Regions from separate parts of the Homo sapiens genome. Here region 1 is linked to region 2. Evidence: chromatin loops called from intact Hi-C (ENCODE). Cell type or tissue: adrenal gland. All regions are shown on one strand. Links, peaks and the distances in the headings refer to the core of each region. The heading gives the core; the rest is flanking DNA.

The links. A loop is a pair of places that touch in the nucleus more often than their neighbours do. Peaks named below come from ENCODE experiments on the same cell type or tissue, not always from the same donor. Only the 100,000 strongest peaks of a DNase experiment are listed, where the experiment ranks them.
Region 1: a loop joins it to region 2, with 2.8 times the contacts of the local background. A loop is called at or near these places in 101 of 110 quality-filtered maps.

What each region holds. Positions count from the first base shown.
Region 1 is chr11:45,283,423-45,288,796 of GRCh38, reverse strand. It overlaps SYT13 (synaptotagmin 13), which reads left to right and starts at 2,456. Exons shown (of 6, transcript NM_020826.3): 1 at 2,456-2,772. The coding sequence starts at 2,590. RefSeq lists an enhancer at 2,275-3,061. In adrenal gland, for the core only: no CTCF peak of the experiment used is centred there; DNase peaks (open chromatin) are centred at 2,496, 3,326 and 3,999; H3K4me3 peaks cover 420 bases; H3K27me3 peaks cover 3,421 bases.
Region 2 is chr11:45,108,183-45,113,556 of GRCh38, reverse strand. LOC105376652 (a long non-coding RNA gene) reads left to right here. Exons shown (of 6, transcript XR_931241.3): 4 at 2,381-2,536. It also overlaps a transcript of PRDM11 not described here. Among named protein-coding and RNA genes, the nearest start is that of PRDM11, 36 kb to the left of the region's middle. RefSeq lists an enhancer at 2,625-2,919. In adrenal gland, for the core only: a CTCF peak has its summit at 2,756 (motif pointing left); a DNase peak (open chromatin) is centred at 2,876; H3K27me3 peaks cover 1,063 bases.

The DNA.
Region 1 (5,374 bases), core at 54-5,053, 180 kb before region 2:
AGATATATGAGGGTGACTGGTTGGGTAGCAAAGGTAGCCCAGAGTCCTGATCACTCAACTGGGCTTTGGATCCCCTGGGGTCTATTCCTAGCTCTGCCATAGGTTCACTGTGTGTGAAAGAGGCACAAGGCAAGCTCTTCTTCTTGGGCTGGGGTCCCTCTTCCTGTTATAAATGAAGGCCACTGCAGCTGCTGTCATCCCAGTAACCATAGTAACAATGGATCATGTGACAGGTGTCTGATTCCCCATCAGACATTTTCTGATATTAAGTGTTCTTCATCCTTCCCCTTTAACCCCACCCCAGATCCTGTTATGAGTAGTGGCATTGATGGTCTCCCAGGGCAGCCGTTTGAGCATGGGAGACCTGGAGCTGACAGCATTAATTAAACCTCTATTTCCACAAAACATTTTGCATTGCCAGGCCCGGAGCCAAGAAAACCTCCCAGGGCAGCTCTTATGTGAGAGATTGCTAAGGCTGTCACCAGGGACTGCAGTGCTTCAGCTCTACAGTTTGCAGCAAATGGGGATCAGTAGGAAAATGTGCCTGGCATACAGCAGGCACACAATAAATACTTGTGGAAAAGTCAGTTTACTAAAATGGAGCTCATATCACAAATGGGATTCCTTCAAAACACTGGAAATTCTGCATAAGATGATCATATGAATTATTCCACGGTTACTGAGTGCCTGCTATATGCACCCATGGGTGATAACATGGAGACTCTAAAGATGTTAGCTTGTTGAAGGAATCCCAAGTCCATGGGGTGGCTGAGGCTCAGGGGCACATTGGGAAGTGTGTAGAGAGGAGTCTGGAAGGCTTAGCAGGGACCACATCACAAAGGGATTTGGATAAAGGTTGAGTCTCTTGGGTTTATTCTTGGAGAACCTTTGAGAGCTGTGAGTGACATGATCAGCTTTGTATTTTGGACACCTCCTTTTGATGTCACTGAAGGAAAGAACTAGAGGGAGACTATTGTTTTGATCAAATAGTGTTCTAGAATTTCTGAACCCAGGCCTTAAGACAACTGGCAGCTTCTGCTTCATTCCTCTTAGAATCCAGCCAGCATGCTGTGAGCAGCTCCAGCACCATGGAGAGGTGACATAGAGGACAACCAAAATGCACCAGCTGACAGCCCCATTGTGATCCCAGTGGCAGCCAGCACCTACTGCTCACCACGTGAGTTCACCATTGCACCATCTGCAATGGTGTCTGGAGAGCTGATGTCCCAGTCCAGCTGAACCCCTAGATGACTGCAGTCCCAGAAGACAACATGTTGAGCAGGAAAACCACCCAACTGAGCCCAGCCAACCCATGAAATCATGACAAGTAACACAATAACTGGTCTAAGCCAGTAAGTCATCGGTGGGTTTTTATGCAAGTGTAGATAGCTGAAAAACTGGAGGACGGGTGGGTTCCCAGGTGGTGGTCACAGCTACAGCTCAGAGGAAAAGGTCTGGCTGGAGAGGCTATAGATTTAGGAGACATTGGCTCATAGAAATGTGAAAGCTCTGTTGTGGATGAAATCACCTACATCCCTTTTCACACATGCCCAGCACACCTAGAGCACAGCCAACCCACAGCAAATATCTGCTGAATTAAATTCAACACTCCATATAATGAAGAACACTAAAAAGCCACTGTTTTCTTGAGCTAAGACAGTCCTCATGCCCGGAATTCTAATTTCCCCTTGTTCTAAGCATAGTTTTATGCTCACCCTCTCTGAATCAAGTGTGTACTCCTAGCTGCTGCATTTTATCTTCTTTATCCTCCTAAGACAAGTCCGTTTGAGTGTGGACTTGGAATCTGCAAACATAAGCTTGGGTTCAGGGTGATGATTTTTCTACCTGTGCACCTCTCTTCTGAGCCTCGGCTTCCTCAACTATATATAAAGGTGCGAATACCTGCTGATTAGGTAATAAAGGTGAACTCTTGGGCAACCCTTAAGGGGATGCAGCTGTATTGTCCATCTTCAGCAGGACACAGGTACAGCCTCAACCCAAACATCCCATCTGTTCCCTCTACCTGTGGCCTGTTCCTCTTCCCTGTAAGAACCATCTCCCAGGTTGGGGAGCTGGGAAATCTCCAGCTTTGTGTTTGAAAAAGCTCCCGGAAGACCCAATTTTACAGCCAGCTTGGCCAGCTGCTGGGGTAGAAGGGTGAGCAAGGAGCTAGTAGTCTGGGAAAGTGACTCCTAGAGTCGCAGATCTGGTTGGAGCCCAGGTTTGTCCTCTAACACAGTGTGACCTCCGCAAGCTCCAGCACTTCTTGGGCCCAGTTGTCCCCTGTTGTACACAAAGCATTAAGAATGGCCTGAAACAACCCCAAGGCTCCTTCCACCTGGAAGGCTCCGGCTCCTGTTGGGGTGGGGGTCCGGTCACGTGTTGGCGGGGAGGGGGTTGCCGGTTGACGTGGCTGCGGGTCCAGCCTCCTCTGACGTCCTCGCAGCCGTCCTCCCTCCCTCCGTCCCCGCCCCTCTGGCGGCGGGAGAGCTGCTGGCTCGCCCGGATCCCGGGAGCTGCCTGGAGGCGGGCCCGGCCCGGGGAAGGTGAGCGGCTGCGGGACCCAGCCCCTCGCCGGGAGCGGGCACCATGGTGCTGTCGGTGCCTGTGATCGCGCTGGGCGCCACGCTGGGCACAGCCACCAGCATCCTCGCGTTGTGCGGGGTCACCTGCCTGTGTCGGCACATGCACCCCAAGAAGGGGCTGCTGCCGCGGGACCAGGACCCCGACCTGGAGAAGGCGAAGCCCAGCTTGCTCGGGTCTGCACAACAGGTGAGCGGGGGCGGCGCGCAGGCCCTTCCCGGGCAAGGCGGGGTTGCCGGGCAGCTGCAGAGGGGGAACTGGGGTGGGAGGCGGTCGTGGATCTTTGCGCGACAAAGCTTGGCGGGGAGGGGACAGCAGACGCGTTGGAGGACAGGTCAAGGAGTCAAAAAGGTAGGGGGATGGGGGAGGCTAGGGGATGGGGGAGACGAGACCTGAAGGAGAATTAGGGAGCGGCGAGCTTGTGGGGACTGAGAGAAGAATGGGGGCCAGCAGCGAGACCTAAAGGGAGGGGACAGGAAAGGGGACCTGGATAAGAATTAGGGCTGGGAAGGGTAAGAGGAGAGGGAGGCTGGGAGGGGAATCGCCAGGGTTAGGGAAGACCCTGAGAGGTACCAGAGAATGAGGAGTTTGCAGAATTGGGAAGAAGACTGGGGTCTGTGAGAGGGAGATGGGTGGTGGTTGTGGAGCCAGGGTAGGGCAAGTCCTGCCAGAGCTGAGAAGAGGTAATGCCTGCAAAGCCAGAGGGGAGGTGGCCGCGGTCCCGCAGGAGCTGGGAAGCTAGCTAGCGGGGTCTAGAGAGCTGAATCCGGGAGGAACCTGAAGGACTCTTCCCCACCCCCTAGCAGCTCTGAGCTCCAGCCAGTCAGAGGGGGTTGGTATGGCCTCCCCCAAGATGTCTCTGCAGACGTCCCTGGAGACAGGAGGGCTTTTATCCCATGCATTTGCTCATGGCCAGAGCCCCTTCGTGCAGGAAATAGCCCGTGCTCCCATTGTAAAGAGCAGCAGAAGGGGTCTGGGGAAGCAGTTTGGAAGGATTTCCCTGCATAGGCTGTGACCTCCAGGATGCATTTCCAAAGTACAGAATGCAGAATGTTCTCTGGAGAACCAGGAGGCAAAGAGTCCTGCTAGAGTGATTTGAGGAAGGATGGCCCTGGGGCAGGGGCATGACTTAAAGGACCTCCTAAAGGCCCTCTAGATCCCTTATAGACTGTATGGTTCCAGGAGTGGCACTAAAATGCTGTGACTCCATCTTCCTTTTTCCAATCAATAATTCAAAAGCTCAGAGGACCCAGTTGTGTGGGGCCTGTGTCAGTCACTGTACAGTGAGAGTGGAAAGGAAATGGCTGCTGTCCTTGAGGCACTTATAATCCAAGAACAGTGACATTGACAGTGGCTAAATAGGAGCCGGCTGCACAGCAGAATGTGGGACTTGGGACGATCTGGAAAAGGGGAATAGTGGGCTTTCCACTGGCCAGGTGTTGGGAGTCCTTCTCCACAAGTCGTGGTCGGCCGCCTCTCAACCTTCTTTCCTGCCCAACACACTTGAGGAACAGCCACTCTTCTGCCTTTCAGTGATGTCTCTCCAGGCACCGCCCCCTCCCCTTCCTAGAGAGAACCACTGGGAAACTAGTTGGTGTAAATGACCTCTAGGGTCTCTTCCAACTCTTTGTCTTATTGATGACCAGTAGCCCACAGAACGGCTGATCATCTGTTAAAGAAAAACCAGGTTGTGTCTCTCCCCTGCTTCAAATCCTCCACAACTTCTCACTGAGCTTGGAAGAGGTCATAGCAAACCATGACATAGCATACACTGTGTGCCAGGCGCACTGTTCAGAGTACACTAATTAATGTGTTTCTTGACCCAGTGAGGGAGCCATAGAATGATCCTAACTTAAAGATGAGGAAACTGAGGCTTAGAGAAGGTAACTGACTTGCCTAGAGCTGCACAGCTAGAGAAGTTTTAGAGCCAGACTCTAGCTGAGCTTGTCTGATTCTGGTGGCCACACTATTAGCCACTCCTCTCCACCCACTCACCTGCTTTAACATGGAAGGTGCCTGCCTCTCCAGCCAAGCTCATGCCAGTTTCTTTCTTCATCAGCAGTCTTGGCTTCCCTGGATTTACGATCATTCTTTTAAAACACCAAGCCCTTTTCTGCCCCTTCATTTTTCTCTGGCCTTTCATACAAATGGCTCCTTCTCATCCTTCAGGTCTTTTTCCATTTAAAGTCTCAGGGAGGATTTTGCCTACTGACACATAAAACAAAACACCCTCTTCCTGTTATTCTCTCCCATATTGTTTCTAACAAATCCTTTTATGGCACTCTTTACATTAGGATGCAATCTTTCATATTCACTTACTGGTGTATAATATTTATTCCCAGCACCCTCTCAGTGCCTGGAAAGTAGTAGGTGTCCAATAAGAAATTGTAGATGAATAAAGTCATCTCAGGGGTCATCCAATGGGGATTATCATCTTCAAATACTGGTGCATGCACCATGTCTTTGTAACCATGTGCAAGCTCAATAGGGGCACAATAAATATTTGTTGATACATGATACCTGCCCATCCACATTCCCTTACCTGGTTCCCTCAGTGACAAAGATGTGGGCAACTTGGGGCTGAATCTATGGGTGTGAATGTGTTGAAGCTGAGATCTCACAATGACTTGGTTGCTGTTGTTCTCAGATTCATTCAGCCACTGGCCCAGATGAAGTAAATAGAGAAAAGACAACCAATTGACATTTCAAAGCAAGTAAAGAGGGTGGCAACCATTAGCGGTGACAGATGACAGGAGGGTGATGTACATGGCACCTATTGACAAGTAGGACA
Region 2 (5,374 bases), core at 77-5,076:
TGTGAAGATGACCATACTGCCCAAAGCAATCTACAGATTCAATGCAATTCCCATCAAAATACCATAATCATTCTTCACAGAACTAGAAAAAACAATCCTAAAATTGTGGAACCCAAAAAATCCTGTATAACCAAAGCAATACTAAGCAAAAAGAACAAATCTGGAAGCATCACATTACTCGACTTCAAACTATATTATAAGGCTATAGTTACCAAAACAGTGTAGTACTGGTATAAAAACACACATGTAGACCAATGGAACAGAATAGAGAACCCGGAAATAAAGCCAAATAAGTACAGCCAACTGCTCTTTGATAAAGCATACAAAAACGTAAACTGGGGACAAGACGCTGTATTCAATAAATGGTGCTGGGAAAACTGGCAAGCCACATGTAGAAGAATGAAACTGGATTTCCATTTCTCACCTTATACAAAAATCGATTCATGGTGGATCAAAGACTTAAATCCAAGACCTGAAACCATAACATCTCTAGAAGATAACATCAGAAAAACTCTTCTAGACATTGGCTTAGGCAAAGAATTCATGACTAAGACCCCCAAAACAAATGCAACAAAAACAAAAATAAATGAATGGGACCTAATTAAACTAAAAAGCTTCTGCACAGCAAAAGAAATAATCAGCAGAGTAAACAAACAACCCACAGAGTGGGAGAAAATATTCATAAACTATGCATCCAGCAAAGGACTCATATCCAGAATCTGCAAGGCAGTCAAATTAGCAAGAAACACACACACACACACACACACAAATAATCCCATCAAAAAGTGGGCAAAGGACATGAATACACAGTTCTCAAAGGAATATATACAAAGAGCCAACAAACATACGAAAAAATGCTCAACATCACTAATCATCGGGGAAATGCAAATCCAAACCACAATGAGATACCACCTTACTCTTCCAAGAACGGCCATCATTAAAAAGTCAAAAAACAATAGGTGTTGGCATGGATGTCATGAAAAGGGAACACGTTTATGTTGCTGGTGAGAATGTAAATTAGTACAACCACTATGGAAAACAGTATGGAGATTCCTTAAAGAGCTAAATGTAGAACTACCATTTGATCTAGCAATCCCACTACTGGGTGTCTACCCAAAGAAAAATACATCATTATATGAAAAAAACACCTGTACACCCATTTATGCCTCACAATTTGCAATTGCAAAGTTATGGAGCCAACCTAAGTGCCCATCAACCAACCAGTGGATAAGAAAATGTGTTATATATACACCATGGAATATTACTCAGCCATAAGAATGAAATAATGTCTTTTGCAGCAACTTGGTTGGAGCTGGAGGCCATTATTCTAGGTGAAGTAACTTGGGAATGGAGAGCCAAATATTGTATGTTCTCACTTGTAAGTGGGAGCTAAGCTATGAGGATGCAAAGGCATTAGAATGATATAAGGGACTTTGGGGACTTGTGGGGGAAGGTTGGGAGGGTAATGGATAAAAGACTACATATTGGGTACAGTGTACACTGCTTGGGTGACCGGTGCACTAAAATCTCAGAAATCACTGCTAAAGAAGTTATTCATGTAATCAAAGACCACCTGTACCCCAAAAAACTATTACAATAAAAATTAAAGCTAAAAAAAGAGGTACTCAGAAAGTTGTCTGGGTGTTAGACATAGTCTCCCATTGTACAGTATCAGCCTGATTTGATCACCAGGATCAAATGTGCCACACAGCAGAGTGACTTCCTCCCATGTTGCCAGTTCAGTGGCAGGAGGCACCCATAGTGTCCAGTCTCATGGACCAACTCAATGGGCCCCTGGTTGTGTTCCGCGATGGAAGCATTTCTCCCTCGGGAACAAAACCTTTCAAATCGACAGAGCCCGGAGGGTTCGAGTGCATGTGGTTATTAGGTGTAATAGTGAGGAAAGCCACTCCCACTCTCTGATTTGGGGCCCTGTTATTGTGGATGTGGGAGGAACCATACCTTCTACTGGTCACCTCATCAAAGCATATTCTTCATCCTGTAAGACAGAACTTTAACCTTTCAGGCCATTGTCTCTCAAGCAGAACCTTAACTGAGTGTTCACATGGCCATTCCACCCTTCAGTTGGGCCAGCTGCTTCCAGATGAGAGAGAGTCCATGATAAGACTAGCGATTTCCACGGGCCCAAGGTCCCTGTTGTCCTGTCGCTGTGAAATGGGTTCGTTGGTCCGAAGCAATGTTGGGTGGAATGCCGTTTGGCATAGAGGGCACCCCGTAAGTCCAGAGATGGCAAAGAAGACGAGTAAATATCAAGAACCAAAAATAGGGAGACATGCTGGGAGAGAGATGGGAGGGGAAGTGGTGGAGGGACAGGGTGGGATGGATTGTAAGAAAGATAAATCTTCATCTTCCATCACAGTAAGTCAAAGATGGTGTCGAAAATGGTGAAATCAAGAACTAGTGCTTAGAATTATGGAGATTTAAAAACAGAAGAGACACCTCCCAGAGTTGCAAGTGGTCGCCTGTCCCAGAGAGCTGGTGAGATGAGGTGGGGAGGTGGCAGCTGAGTTTTATGGTAAGTCTCGGGGAACCATTGGACGTCGAAAACTGTAAAGCTTTTATTAAAAATAGTTGTGGAAATAGAAAGAAAAAAAGGGGGGTAAGGGGGGAATCTGACTCTTAGATTGGAATCTGGAGAGCTGATTGTCTTCTCCAAGTTTTCTGCCACCCAGGAGCAGAACCAGTGGTTTCTGGGCAACGCAAAGAAAGGCGCCTCTTGTTTGGGATACTTTACTGCCATCTGCTGGACAAATGAAGTAACACCTTTACAAATGGGTGAGGGAATGGGATGTGAAGCTCCTTGCACCCCGCACCTGGATTATGTCCTGCACAACCTGTATAGAGCAAGCGAGGCCTTGCAATTCGTGGCCACCGGTCCAGGACACTCCTGAAGGGGCCTTGTTTGGTGAGGTCGTTGCGCCGGGGAGGCCAGAGCAGCGGCCTGTCCTCTTTCTGGGCACTTTAGCCCCCAGGTCAGAGGAGAGCCCCTTGGCGGTTCCAGCTCACAGATAGTTGGGTCCGGCTGCATGTTGCTTTCAGGGTATTTCTCCTACCTGGCCCCATCAGTGACTGGCTTAGAAGAAATTCCTCAAACTCCTACCTGGCCCTTTAGAAAAATTGTAATGCTATCTAAATGCCCCACCTCTCATCCCCACCCCCCTTTTACGTTTTCCTGGTGAGTTCAATTAGGGTTGGGGGTGACATGTGGGCAAGCCAGATCTCTGTAAGGGCATGTACTCAGGGCTCTCATTTTTCTGGCTCCGAAGCTTAGCTGCCACTTCTTGGGTCTGCATAAGGATTAGTTGTTCTTGGAAGAAAAATAAAAGCCACCCCGATCCAAGAAAGGAGATGAAAAATTCTTTGTGTGAAGCTTAGCATTGCCAAAGGTGTAGGTACTGTCCCTCCCAGGGGTGTTTGCACGCAAAGTGTATAAACTACAGAAATAAAGGAGAGGTTTGGATGAAGGTCACTTTGGGTCACTGAGTTTTCCTAGTCAGAATCCTGACATATAGAGGGCTGATAACCACGTCTATGCTATCAGCAGGTCACACAGGGCACAGATGCCCACCTGCTCACTGCTGCAGTGCCTCCAGCTTTGAAAGGAGTGGTGACTGTGAGCAACCCTGGACACTGGAATGGGGAGGAAACATCCCTGAACAGGGCTTAGAGAGTATCATGGAACCAGAGACTCAGAAAGGGAAGGAATTTTAGAGACAAAAGCCCACCCTTCCCCATCTAGTGCTTCAATCTTTCTACCTTTTTGCTACCAGAAGGTTATCAGCTTACACTTACATACCCCTAGGGACAGGAGCTCACTACCTGATAAGCAGGCCCTGCTTTCCCTGGAAAGATCTGACTCAGAAAGCACTTCCTCCCACCATCCTAAATCTGCCCTGTTCCATCTCCCACACCTCAGTCTTGGTTGTGGCCCAGTGGAGCCACAGAGAACAGATACTCTCCCTCCTCCGCAGGATAGCCTCTGAATATTTTGAGAATGAGTAGGGCTCCTCCGAGTGGTCTCCTTTCTAGGGAGAGTTGATTAATTAGGACTCTTTTCATCTGTGCATGGTAGAGACAGGGCCTCACCATGTTTAGGGGCAACATGAGGAATTTCTGGTCACATAGCCCTGCGACATCCAAGGTGATGCTGGGTCAAGGAGAGTGAGTGATGTTGTCAGGGCACTGCTGTCTCTGGGTGTCCCTTTTCTTGAGCTGTGCTATTTTCCTTTCAAGGCAGGGGTGGGTAGAACCATGGCCACTGGCATTGCCAAGCCTGCATCCTACCTGTAGTAGCAAGAGACCGCCACTCCTCACCACTCTGGGTCAGGGCCAACTGCAGTTTCAGAGGGACAGAAATAGGAGGTGACCCAAAGAGGGTGCCTAAGCACAGGTCAGAGGTGAAAAGTCAGACTCAACCTTTCCTGAGGGGCGGGGACAACATTTTTCGGTTTCCAGCCTTGAGTGCCCAGAGGCCTGTGGCCAGGGGTGTTGACAGTCTCACAGGCTAAGCCCCGACATCTTCCTGGAGAGGCAACTTTCTTCACTGGAAGTCATTTAAAGCCCTATTTTTAGATTTAAACAAAAATGGAAACATTATGGAGCAGAATGCAGAATCTGCGTGTATTTTTTGAGACAAAACCCAAGACTTCAAAGAAATTTCACACTTGTGTCAGCTGCTTCAGGCAGGCTGCCTGGCCTGCGGGTGCATGTGTTAATTCTTGGTTGGCATTAGTGGGTATTTCAGGGGCAGGCTGAGAAAGTCTGAGTGGCACTGGGCCTGGGTCCCCACATAGCTACAGGCAGGGCTGGGGAGAAATGGGTCCAAGGACTTCAAAGACAGCTGCCACTGAGAGGCCCCTGGTGCCTCTGGGCACCACATTCCCTGAAAGGAGGCAGCTCGTCCTCACTCGGGAGTGAGGCCCCACCATGAGGACACACCTGCCTCTGGAATCCTGTCCAAGGGCAGGAGCCAGAGCCCAGGCTGAGCAAGGGATCCGTGGGCCCCAGCAGGAAATGCCAGCCGAGAGTGCAGGAGGCAGTGCCTGGCTGCTGCTTCCAGCTTTTCACAGAGCAGTGGGCACATGGGCAGGAGTGATCTTTGAAATATTTAACCCCAGAAGCTCATGGGACCAACAGTCAGAACAGACCTGGCCTGGTACTTGAGCAGGTCCCAGGGGCCCAATTGGACCAAGGCCACCCCTCAAGCTGCTGCATCATGGGGAGACACGGGGATCCCACGTAAGAGGCCAGGGCAGCAGGGCAGCGGGTCACACTCATGGGGAATTAGACAGCAGCTATTTACCAACTGGAGTGGACACATGCTGATATTTTAACAACCAGGATGGCAGCACTG